4 separate regions of the Homo sapiens genome follow, and regions 2, 3 and 4 are each linked to region 1. Evidence: chromatin contacts called from ENCODE Hi-C or POLR2A ChIA-PET data. All regions are on one chromosome and are shown on one strand. Each heading gives the region's core, a stretch centred on a gene start or an enhancer-like site at or near the end of the contact. The rest is flanking DNA. Distances are from core to core; before and after follow the strand shown.

Evidence for each region. A loop is a pair of places that touch in the nucleus more often than their neighbours do. ChIA-PET counts read pairs that join two places held with the same protein, here RNA polymerase II (POLR2A). Pooled maps may share reads with other maps.
Region 2: a loop to region 1 is called in a pooled map, with 2.0 times the contacts of the local background. The contact joins two enhancer-like sites. A Hi-C loop is called at or near these places in 1 of 168 maps with a recorded cell type or tissue (psoas muscle) and 2 of 50 pooled maps. POLR2A ChIA-PET finds 5 or more read pairs at or near these places in 2 of 52 experiments (OCI-LY7 and activated naive CD4-positive, alpha-beta T cell).
Region 3: a map with no recorded cell type shows a loop between it and region 1 (2.6-fold over the local background). The contact joins two enhancer-like sites. A Hi-C loop is called at or near these places in 4 of 37 single-sample maps with no recorded cell type and 4 of 50 pooled maps. POLR2A ChIA-PET finds 5 or more read pairs at or near these places in 6 of 52 experiments (B cell, GM12878, PC-3 and 3 more).
Region 4: a loop to region 1 is called in a map of B cell, with 2.7 times the contacts of the local background. The contact joins two enhancer-like sites. A Hi-C loop is called at or near these places in 2 of 168 maps with a recorded cell type or tissue (B cell and spleen) and 5 of 50 pooled maps. POLR2A ChIA-PET finds 5 or more read pairs at or near these places in 11 of 52 experiments (A673, CD4-positive, alpha-beta T cell, GM10248 and 8 more).

Annotation. Positions count from the first base shown.
Region 1 is chr15:65,704,455-65,707,492 of GRCh38, forward strand. It overlaps DENND4A (DENN domain containing 4A), which reads right to left. Exons shown (of 33, transcript NM_001320835.1): 15 at 1,637-1,770. Among named protein-coding and RNA genes, the nearest start is that of SNORD13E, 9.0 kb to the left of the region's middle. Within about 2 kb of position 1,542, at least 2 of the 41 ENCODE cell types and tissues checked have a DNase peak (open chromatin) inside an H3K27ac peak, as active enhancers do; they include B cell and OCI-LY7, where a contact is called at or near this core.
Region 2 is chr15:65,582,412-65,585,449 of GRCh38, forward strand. INTS14 (integrator complex subunit 14) reads right to left here. Exons shown (of 12, transcript NM_001394796.1): 10 at 2,359-2,477. Among named protein-coding and RNA genes, the nearest start is that of INTS14, 27 kb to the right of the region's middle. Within about 2 kb of position 1,525, at least 8 of the 41 ENCODE cell types and tissues checked have a DNase peak (open chromatin) inside an H3K27ac peak, as active enhancers do; they include OCI-LY7, where a contact is called at or near this core.
Region 3 is chr15:65,827,864-65,830,901 of GRCh38, forward strand. All of the region lies in intron 1 of LOC105370866 (a long non-coding RNA gene), which reads left to right. Among named protein-coding and RNA genes, the nearest start is that of DENND4A, 37 kb to the left of the region's middle. Within about 2 kb of position 1,493, at least 3 of the 41 ENCODE cell types and tissues checked have a DNase peak (open chromatin) inside an H3K27ac peak, as active enhancers do.
Region 4 is chr15:65,772,153-65,775,190 of GRCh38, forward strand. All of the region lies in intron 1 of DENND4A (DENN domain containing 4A), which reads right to left. It also overlaps the pseudogene LOC646358. Among named protein-coding and RNA genes, the nearest start is that of DENND4A, 19 kb to the right of the region's middle. RefSeq lists an enhancer at 1,838-1,987. Within about 2 kb of position 1,504, at least 4 of the 41 ENCODE cell types and tissues checked have a DNase peak (open chromatin) inside an H3K27ac peak, as active enhancers do; they include B cell and OCI-LY7, where a contact is called at or near this core.

The sequences.
Region 1 (3,038 bases), core at 292-2,791:
CTCAACCTCCCAGGCTCAAGTGATCCTTCCACCTCAGCCTCCTGAGTAGCTGGGACCACAGGTGTGCAGCACCACGCCCAGCTATTTTTAAAAAATTATTTATAGAGATAAGGTCTTGCTATGTTGCACAGGCTGAAATAATGTGGTTTTTTTGGAGATAGAGTCTCGTTCTGTCACGCAGGCTGGAGTGCAGTGGCACGATCTCGGCTCACTGCAACCTCCACCTCCCCGGTTCAAGAAATTGTCCTGCCTCGGCCTCCCAAGCAGCTGGGATTACAGGCACCTGCAACCATGCCTAGCTAATTTTTGTATTTTTAGCAGAGACAGGGTTTTCACCATGTTGGCCAGGTTGGTCTCGAACTCCTGACCTCAAGTGATCCGCCCACCTCAGCCTCCCAAAGTGCTGGGATTACAGGCATAAGCCACCGCGTCTGGCCAAATTTTCTTAGAGTTAAAGGACTAAATCTAAAAATAAAATTTAAATTAAAAAGTTAAAACCAAACCACAGAAACACAAAACTCGAAGTGACACATACCAAAAGACAAATAAGCATAAAGTACAAAAGAGATTAAAAAATGAGAACTTGTTTAGAAAGACAAAGAGAGGAAGAGAGAAATTAAGAGAAATATTTTAAATATCTTTGACAGAAGACATTTAAAAAGTGATACAAACATCATCATCACTGGATGAAAAGAGTAGAAATCAAGTGGTCTCTGATTAATCAACATTCATAAACATCTATCACACCACTTTTTCATCTGTAAAAGGAAGAATTTAATCCAAGTCATAAACAAAGATGTCATTGAAAAATCCTTTTTCAATGAAAATAACAAACCATGATTCAATGGGTGATAGATGTGAAATGGTTTTTAGAATCTTTAAACAAAGTAAGAAAATATTATTGGAGAATTAAGAAATCTTTTAAACTCTAAAAGAAACTACAATTTTAAGTAAAAATAAATGCATATTGGGAACTAAATAATGCATTCACCTCTATCATAGCCCTTATTTTACTGTGCTCAGGACTTTTCTCTCTTCTTCACTAGACTTGAAGGCAGGGACAATATATCGTTTAAGTCTGTATACTTAGCACAGTGTCTAACCAAATTCCCTAAATTAACAATGATCAATTCTAATAATTCTGAATTTCCATGACTTAAAACTCATGAAAAAAATTAGTAACTTAAAAAATTATATCGTACAAATCAAGGCCACGAAGATTGGCTCTAAATTAGATTTAATCTTTTTGTAAACCAAGGCTATATTAATCAATCTGTGTATGAGATGAAAAGAGGAATTGAAAGTGAGGAAACCAGCTTTAACGAAAAAAAAATCAAAATTCTAGTGCTGCATTTGGTGTGGGGAGTCTAACTGAATGTAATCAACATTTACAAGGAGAGATACTTATGCAGACATCATTAGAGAGCTTCCCAAGTCTATATTATGCAAAATTATATATGTTTTCTTTTTATACCTCAAAGCTTAATAATGGATGTGGGATAAGCTTGCTTACCACCTAAAAATTAGGGATCTGTAAAGTTTGGATTTTTGAAAATACCACAGTCCTTAGAAAGCTACGTCACAGATGATGGATTGCTTCTCTCTTTCAATCTCAAACATTCTGCCTCTTGAATACCTGTACTGTAAAGGGGGTTCTTCACCATTGGGTAGGTGGGGGATCTCAGGTGGTGTTACAAAAACAGTGTGTTCACTTTTGAAAGATTCATCCAGTTCTATAAGTCGTACTTCACCGCTCTTGTCCATATCCACCTAAAGGAGTTTTAAAAACATATATTAAAAAAGCCACATTGGTTAGCCAAGTGTTCATATAAAGGGAAGTGGTTAAATAAACCATCTGCACAATGGATACTAAACAGCTATTAAAAAAGAAGAGTGAGCAAGTTCTCTATGAGTGCCAAAATAATTAAGTGAAAATAGCAAAGTGCAAACTGTAAATAGTATATTACCTTTTGAATAAGAAAAGGGGAAAATAACACACACACACACACACACACACACACACACACACACACACACACACATATATATATATATTTTTTTTTGAGACAGTCTTGCTCTATCGCCAGGATGGAGTGCAGTGGCACGATCTCAGCTCACTGCAACCTCTGCCTCCCGGTTCAAGTGATTCTCCTGCCTCAGCCTCCCAAGTAGCTGGGACTACAGGCGTGTGCCACCATGCCCAGCTAATTTTTGTATTTTTAGTAGAGACGGGGTTTCACCATGTTGGCCAGGACGGTCTCGATCTCTTGACCTTGTGATCTGCCCGCCTTGGCCTCCCAAAGTGCTGGGATTACAGGCGTGAGCCACAGCGCCCGGCCTTTCATTTTTGCTTATATTTACATAAAGAAATACTAGAAGGATACTAAGAAAAGTACCTATATGAGGAAGAGGAAAGGAATAGGGTAGACAAGGATGGAATAGGACCCAGATGAATACATACCTTTTTATATTTGAATATACCTTTTTATATGCAAATGTTTTGCATTTGAATCATGAGACTGTAATCAAGAAATAATATTTTTTAAATCCACGTACATGTGTGTCTGTGTGATAAGAATAGTGAATTCTATATATTTTTAAAATTTATACTAAATATAACAAATTTCCCTAAGCTCTTTCAGCATATGTAGACGTATATTTGAGTTAAACTCTAGTCACATCAATATCGAAAGCACTTTGGTAGTACTATTTCCACTAGATACTCGATAGCAAGGTAATATCCAGAAAAAATGAAAACTTCATAGAACCTAAACTGCCCCACAAGAGCTCATAAACTAAAAAGAATAATATTGATATTAATAAAAAAGGATGTTATACATATGACAAAACACATTTCACAGAACTTTATTAGGTTAGAAATATCACATACCATGTGGATTAAGTGGAAGAGCAAGAATTATTAAGTAGTTAAACCTTTAAGATAAGGACTTAGGGCAGAGTATACCAAAAAAGAACAGAGATGAGTTTTAAAAATTTTCTAACACTTAAAGGAACCAATACATTCAAAAATCTTCTTA
Region 2 (3,038 bases), core at 275-2,774, 120 kb before region 1:
CTAACTCAAAATGGATCAGAGACCTACATGTAAAAGCTAAAACTATAAAACTCTTAGAAAAAAACGGGCCAGGTGCAGTGGTGTGCCCCTGTAATCCTAGCTACTCAGGAGGATTGCTTGAGGCCAGAAGTTTGAGACCAGCCTGGGCAACGTAGTGAGATGTGTTTCTCAAGAGAAAAAGAGAAGAAGAAAAAGAAAACACAGCGGGTAAATCTTTATGACTTTGGATTTGGCAATGATCTCTTAGTTAAGACAGCACAAAGCACAAACAACAAAAGCAAGAGACAAAATTTGACTTCTTCAAAACCAAAAACTTTGTGTATCAAAGGACACTATAAAGAGAGTGAAAAGATAACTCACAAAATGGGAGAAGATATTTGCAAATCATGTATCTGCTAAGGATCATAATATCCAGAATATATAAAAAACCCAACAACAAAAAGACAAACCCAATTAAAAAATGGACAAAGAACTTGAGTATATACTTCTCCAAATAATATACACAAATGGCCAATAAGCACAGGAAAAGATGCACATTATTGGTCATCAAGGAAATGCAAAAACAAAGACATACCACTTCACACCTACTATGATAGCTATATGATAATAATAATAAAAGGAAAACAATGAGTATTGGTAGGAACGTGGAGAAACTAGAACACTTATACACTGCTAGCAGAAATGTAAAATGGTGTGGCTGCTGTGAGAGAGTGTGGCAATTCCTCAGTAAGTTAAAGAGAATTGCTGTCTGACCCAGCAATCCCATTCCCATTAAAATATATACCCAAGAGTATTGAAAACAAATGTTCAGACCAAAACTTATACATGAATGTTTGTAACAGCATTATCCACAATAGCCAAAAGGTAACCCTAATGTCCGTCAACTGAGGGATAATCAAAATGTGACATATACATATAGACATATGGAATATTAGCCATAAAAAGGAATGAAGTACTGATACATACTACAACATGAATAAACCTTGAAAACATCATGCTAAGTACAAGAAGTCAAACACAAAAGGCCACAAATTGTATGATTCTGTTTACATGAAATATCTAGAATAGGTAAGTCCATAGAGACAGAAAGAAAATCAATGGTTGCCAGGGCCCGGAAGAAGGAATGTGGAGTGACTTTCCTAATGGGCACAGGGTTTCCTTTTGGAGTGATTAAAATGTTCTGGAACTAGAGAGTGGTGATGGTACATTGTGAATGTACTAAATGGGACTGAATTGTGTACTTTAAAATGGTTGAAGGTACATTTTATGTATATTTTACCAGAATAAGAAAAATAAACCCAAGATAGTAGTGAAGATTCAAACAAAAAAAATTAAAAAAAATAATTTAAGAAAAGCTCAGCTATAACTGGTGGTGAAAGTGGTTCTAATATCCCTCTGACAAGGAAGCACTGGGGTCAGGGATATCAGGAAAATAGAAGACCCTGATTTTCCAACAAAGAGGCCCCTGACACTTTAGCCTTGGCAGGATGTGGTTCAGTCTCCATGGAAACGGGGCTCAGAGACTGTGCAGTCAACAGAAACTACTTTTGTTGTCCAAGTGGCCTGTCTCTTCTCATTTGGTTTAGGTTGAACTTACTGGAAGAACAAATGTAAATAAAGGTGCTCAAAGGAGAAAAAAGTTTCAATAAGTGATTTTTAAAAACAGGTATAAATGACTTTTTGCTGATGAAAGGAGAAATGTTCCTGAATACCATGCCTGAAAGCATCATTCCTTGATAATCATATTATCATATGTTCCTGAATACCATGCCTGAAAGCATCATTCCTTGATAATCATATTATCATAACTTCCTATGGAAGTGTTTTTGTGAAATGTAATGCTATGGCTTGAGTTCTACTGAAGGGATGGAAGAAATATAGTTATGAAGACTTTTACATCTTTTCCAAAACTGTTGTTAAAGCCAATACCCATTATGTTAGTCAATGCCTCACCATATAAAAAATTTCACACTAAAATTCAATGCCAGGAAAATATGTCTCTCTAGACAAACTGACAAATTTCCTTTCTTTAGACAAGAACAACTGACCTTGGTAACAGGAAGCTCAGAGCCAAAACACTCACATAAAGTTATTATTTTGCCTTGGGTTCCTGGCACAATTGTCTTCCTTCTTCCTCCTTCCTCTAGGATTCTTATTGCTCTAAATTTTGTAAAAAATGATTTTGCTATATACATGTTTTACTGTAGGGCATCTCAAATCCCTTTTGGAAATAATGACAAACATTAGAAGTAAATGAATTACTAAGTATCAAAGGAAAAGAAAATCAAATAAAATGCCTGCCTGCCTACCCAAATGTCTCCTGTCCCCAGTGGAAAGCAACATAAATGGTAATGTTACCTGCAGGCCGCTGGGTTTGATCCAGACAGTCACATTCTGGGCATAACTGCGTTTGTTTTTGGGCTGCAGGGGGAATGGACTCTTATTGTCATCCTCGCCATAAGGGTTTTCTTTAGCATCTTAAAAGAAAAGACATTCTTGAAATGACATCTGGTAAAACACAATCAGTTACATTTCCATTTAGACTAGAAGCTCTTTGAATCACTCAATCTTTGATATCCTATCACTTTGTTAATTAAGAAAATCCATTAACTTCAGTCAGGTTGGAGAACCTGTTCTCAATAGAAAGCCACTGATGTAGGAGGCCCATTTAAGTGAAAAACAGCTTAATGTTTTTAAAGAAACAAGCTTCACTTATCTGATTTATAAATTAAGGTCAAAGGATAAAACAAATACATATTTAAAAAATATATATATATATACATACACATAGACACACATATATATACTGCAATTCTATATAGTCTAACCCAGTGCTCTCCAACTGAACTTTCTGTATGATGGAAATGTTCTATATCTGTGCTGTCTAATGTGGTAGCTACTAACTACTAAGCACTTGCCCTGTGGCTAGTGTGACTGAGAAACTGAATTTCAAATTGTACTTAATTTTAATTAAATTTAATGTGGCTAGTAGCTACTGGATTAGACAGCATAGGTCTAGGCATTAAAATAATTAAAAA
Region 3 (3,038 bases), core at 243-2,742, 120 kb after region 1:
AAAAAAGAGTCTCTTCATTTGAACCATCCTGACTCAAATCGTTTTCCTTTTTCTTTTTTTTTTTTCTTTTGACAGGCTCACTGCAACCTCTGTGTCCTGGGTTTAAGTGATCCTTCCACCTCAGCCTCCCGAGTAGCTGAGACTACAGGTGTGTGCCACCATGCCTGGCTAATTTTTGTATTTTTAGTAGAGATGGGTTTTTACCATGTGATATAGTTAGGCTTTGTGTCCCTACCCAAATCTCATCTTGAATTGTAATCCCCATAATCCCCATGTGTCAAGGGAGAGACCAGGTGGAGGTTAATTGAATCATGGGGGCAGTTTCCCACCTGCTATTCTCGTGATAGTGAGTTCTCACGAGATCTGATGGTTTTATAAGGGGCTCTTCCCCCGTCACTCAGCACTTCTCCTTCTGCCGCCACATGAAGAAGGTGCCTTGCTTATCCTTTGCCTTATGCCATGATTGTAAGTTTCCTGAGGCCTCCCCAGCCATGCTGAACTGTGAGTCAATTAAACCTCTTTCCTTTATAAATTACCCAGTCTTGGGCAGTTCTTTATAGCAGTATGAAAACAGACTAATACACCATGTTGCTCAGGCTGGTCCTGAACTCCTGGGCTCAAGCAATTCACTCATCTTGGCCTCCCAGAGTGCTGGGATTGTAGGCATGAGCCACTGCTCCTGGCTGAAATCCTTTTTCTTTTGGGATCCTGACAGACACAGCATTAAAGAGTACTTTTGAAATACATTTTAAAATACATTCTTGATAGATACTGTCAAATTGTATTGCAGAAAGGTCATATCAGTTTACACTCCCATTAGTAGAGTATGAAAGCCTGATGAGATGGGCTCTTGAGGTTGCAATAAACTTTTGAAGGCACTCAGTTTCCTGTTTGTTATCTAGTGCCTTCCGCTCTGATGTCACTCATATACAGAAGGTTCGGCATGGGCCATCTAAAGAAAAGTCATTCATGACACAGGTGAAAATATTGAGATAAGCAGTATTATATTATTTACAAACCTGAAATTCTAAGTGCAAGAAGAGACCCTGGATTGTGTTGTGAAAACAAGTCTTTTTGATTGATGTATAGGGAAGAACACATTCTGGCTGGGCATACAAATAGTGTGGTGTGGCTAGGGAATGTCAGCTCACATGCAGGTTACAGCATAAACATTAACCTAGGAAACCAATGGGGATGCAGTGCTGTTACCCTTAAGGTCTTAGTACTCATGTTGTGGAAGAATTCCTACTTCATCTTCCTAGTCCTGACTTTAAGAGAACAGTTTTTAGGTACATGGATTATGAGAAGCAGAAAGAATCCACAAAGACATCTTTGTGGACATTCCCTGCTTCTACTCAAATGAGAGGTAACCACTGGCATTTTAATCAATGATTGCTAGGACGGGGCTGAGATTTTAGCTAAGTGATTCCCATGTTTATCCTATAGCTGACTGGTAACACAGGTAGAAACATTGTGCTTTTCCATTTTCTTACAAAATAACGAGACACCTAGTGGGCACAACATGAAAATACCGTCATGGGAGTTGGTGAATTCAGTCAATACCCAGGTGAATGATATTTAGTAACTGCTCCAATGTTTAATTCTACAAAAGTAGTTTGGGCCAGGCATGGAGGCTCATGCCTGTAATTCCAGCACTTTAGGAGGCTTAGGCTGGTGGATTGCCTGAGCTCAGGAATTCAAGGCCAGCCTAGGCAACATGACGAAACCCTGTCTCTATAAAAAATGCAAAAATGTGTTGGGCGTGGTGACTTGCGCCTGTAGTCCCAACTACCTGGGAGGCTGAGGTGGGAGGATCACCTGAGCCTGGGGAAGTTGAGGCTGCAGTGAGCCTAGATCACACCACTGCACTCCAGTCTGGGTGACAAAGCGAGACCTAGTCCTCTTAGAGAAATACCCAGGTCCAGAAATCAGACCAACCATTGACTCATACTGGATAATTAAAATATACTTATTGTCATATATTTTAAAGCACTCATAGTTTTCAAAGTTCTTTCAACACAAAGTTTCTTTCCATAACACTAAGAACATACAATAGTCTCCCCCACTGGGCTGTGGGCTCCCTTAGAAAAGGGGCCACACCAGTTTCCTCCCAGCACAAGCCTAGTGTGTAGTACATAAAGAATACATAAAGAATAGGGGCTTTGGTAGCCCCTATTTGGTAGTTTGATGACTGAACTACCCTAGCAAGTGGGATAATTTCTGTTTTTTTTCTAGGTGAGAAAACAAAAAATCAGGCCGGGCACAGTGGCTCATGCCTGTAATCTCAGCACTTTGGGAATCTGAGGTCGATGGATCACTTGAGGCCGGAAGTTCGAGACCAGCCTGGCCAAGAGAGCGAAACCTCGTCTCTACTAAAAATATAAAAATTAGCCAGGCATGGTGATGCATGCCTGTAATGCTAGCTACTCAAGAGGCTGAGACATGAGAATCACTTGAACCTGGGAGGCAGAGGTTGCAGTGAGCCAAGATTGCGCCACTGCACTCCAGCCTGGGCCACAGAGCGAGACTCTGTCTCAAAAAACAAAACCAAAAAACAAAGAGTAGAGAGAGTTGTCCTCCAGTTAAATAAGTATAAAAGCCAACCATGAACCACACCCTATATACCTTGACCTTTGCCCATGCCCAAACAGACCTTTTGGGAAAGCCTCCTTGCTGACATAAATGCCTACTGGCCTTCCCCTCTGTTTTGAGTTACCAGCATCCATCTTTATTCCATCACCAGGGACCCTTTTGGAAGGTCATAGTATCTAAGTCAGGAGTGATCAATCCACGAACCAAGTGAGGCCCCAGTGGGAGGCCTTCCTCAGAGGATCTTCCATGTTAGATCACCTGATATCATACTCTACTTTCATCTCATGATGGGGTTAATGCATTTCTATCCTCATAGATCACATGCTCAATTAAGTATCTGGAGAGTAGATGGAGTAATAACATACTTATGTTACCAAGGTTCAGCCAAGGGACTTATAAATCCCAAGGCATCCCTGGCCAGACTTTGTCTTTGGAAAGTACATTAT
Region 4 (3,038 bases), core at 254-2,753, 68 kb after region 1:
TCGATTTTATTTTCAATTACATTAGCAACACCATTATCACTTCAATGTTTGGTGACTTAAAGGTCTAGAGACAGGAAATCATGACTCTGATTCTCTCATTCACTCATCTGACAAATATTTATTGAATACTGAAATGGACATGTATCAGTTTTATTTTTGACCATGTAGCATGTGAACTCCCTTTCTATGTTTAGAAAATCTGCCACTGTATGTATCTTATAAAAAAGGCTGGATGTCCGAACCAATCATGAAAGCAGAAAAAGACCAGATATTTGGCCAGGCACGGTGGCTCACACCTGTAATCCCAGCACTTTGGGAGGCCAAGGCAGGCAGACCATGACGTCAGGAGTTTGAGACCAGCCTGACCAATATGGTGAAACCCTGTCTCTACTAAAAATACAAAAATTAGCTGGGCATGGTGGCACCCGCCTGTAATCCCAGCTACTCAGGAGGCTGAGGCAGGAGAATCGCTTGAACCTGGGAGGCGGAGGTTGCAGTGGGCCGAGATCGAGCCACTGCACTCCAGCCTGGGCAACAAAATGAGACTCCGTCTCAAAAAAAAAAAAAAAAAAAAAAAAAAAAAAGACCTGATATTTGCTCTCCCTATTTAGGGACCAAGCACACAGATTGGTCAATTATATGCACTCATGCAGAATTTGAATCTAGAGCTAAAGTAGCAAAAACAGTTTAAGATTCATTCTCAGGGCTGTTTCCACCATGTGAGGATACACGAAGTCAGCAGTCTGCCACCCAAAAGTGGACCCTCACCAGAACCTGACCTTGCTGGCACCCTGATCTCGGACCTCCAACCTTGAGAACCATGGGAAATCAATTTCTATTGTTTCTAAGCAAAAAAAAAAAAAAAAAAAAAAAAAATCATTCTTAGAGCAGTGATATACAGCACCCAGTGGCAATGCTCCAGCAATGGCATCCAGTGGCATCAACGGTGTGTTCAACAGGAAAAGGATATGGCATAACTTTGGCTATGGTCTAGCCCTGAGGTTTGTTTCATATTTGTTCTCTGAGTCTGGTTCTCTAGTCTTCTAGTCATTTCTGTAAGCCAACCAATATGCTTCCAATAAATTCCTTTTCTTTTGGTTCAGCTAACCAGAATTAATTTCTGTAATTTGCAACCAAGAATCCTAAAATGGTACCTCTACCATGTGGTCTGAAGAACCAGGCACTAAAACACAAAGACAAATGAGACATGACCCTGCCTTACAGCGGTTTAATAGAGAAGGCAGACAAGAAAACAAGCAATATAATACATGATAAGTCTATAACAGGAGTAATCACAGGAAGCACAAGAAGGACACACAGCTTAGGCTTGAGGAGTCAAAAAAGAACGACACCATCTAAATTCTGAAATATCAGTAGGTGATAGAGGAGAGATGGAAGGGGATTCCACATGAAAGGAGGAACAAGCACAATGGATATCACCTTTTCTTTACTCATCATTTCCTTCCTGGACAGTATCAAAAGTATATTTGAATATACCTCAATAAAGTTAGAGGGAAACATATTTGAAAGATAACAGTGACAAAAGGAAGACTGGTCACTTTTGTCGCTTTTATCACAAACCTCATGCTTCAAACATACACACACCACTGCTGCCGCCTCCACAAATCTGGCCAAAACTACTTTCCTTCTCTCCTTCTCATCTCAGTCACTTCACAGAACAGTCAACCTGGGCTTTTTAGGGGTTTTTTTGTTTGTTTGTTTTTGGTTGGTTGATTATTTTTAATGGGGTGGAGGAGGAATCATGAATGAGTGGATAAAGGAATTGAAAAGAGAAGTAAAGGTGTTAATCAACTGTCATCAGGGTAGTGAAGCACAAGGCATTCTGCCAACTGCCTACACTGGTTTTGCTTAACAGTAGGTACAATTTTATGAAGAAAAATACTGATATAAAATGTTTTATTGGCTGGGTGTGGTGGCTCATGCCTGTAATCCCAGCACTTTGGAGGCCGAGGTTGGTGGATCACTTGAGGTCACGAGTTCGAGACCAGCTTGGCCAACATGGTGAAACCCTGTCTCTACTAAAAATAAAAAAATTGGCCAGGCACGGTGGCTCACGCCTGTAATCCCAGCACTTTGGGAGGCCAAGGAGGGTGGCTCACCTGAGGTGGGGAGTTTGAGACCAGCCTGACCAACATGGAGAAACCCAGTCTCTACTAAAAATACAAAATTAGCCAGGTGTGGTGGCGCATGCCTGTAATCTCAGCTACTCAGAAGGCTGAGGCAGGAGAATAGCTTGAACCCAGGAGGTGGAGGTTGCGGTGAGCCCAGATTGAGCCACTGCACTCCAGCCTGGGCAACAAGAGTGAAACTCCATCTCAAAAAAATTAAAATAAAAAATAAAAAAGTTAGCCAGGCATGGTGGTGTGCACCTGTAATCCCAGCTACTTGGGAGGCTGAGGCAGGAGAATCGTTTGAACCTGGGAGGCAGAGGTTGCTGAGTGAGCTGAGATCGTGCCACTGCACTCCAGCCTGGGCAACAAAGTGAGACCCTGTCTCAAAAAAATAAAATAAAAATAAAAATAAGATGTTTTATAAAATAACATATATATGCTATTTTCTCTAAAATTATAAAATTTCAGAATGACATTGATTTTAGAGATTATGTTTTAAAATTACATAGGCTTATACAATGTATTATTTTTGCTTTTTTTAAAAAAAAATTTTGTGGATACTTAACAGTTTTACAAATGTTTACTTTTTTTTTTTTTTTTTTTGAGAGACAAGGTTTCACTCTGTTACCCAGGCTGGAATGCAGTGGCACAATTATAGCTCACCTTAACTTCGAACTCCTTGGCTCAAGCAATCCTCCTGCCTCAGCCTCCCAAGTAGCCACCACACACAGCCCATATGTTTACTTTAATAAAAAATATGCACTTCATAAGCTTTATAAGCTCTACCATTTTCAGTCATCCACTGCATGAAGGTCCAGGCTTATACAGGAAAAACTACCATAAAAGTAAACTAACAAACCAACCACTATTAGAAAAATTTGAGACCCCATCTCTACAAAAAAATTT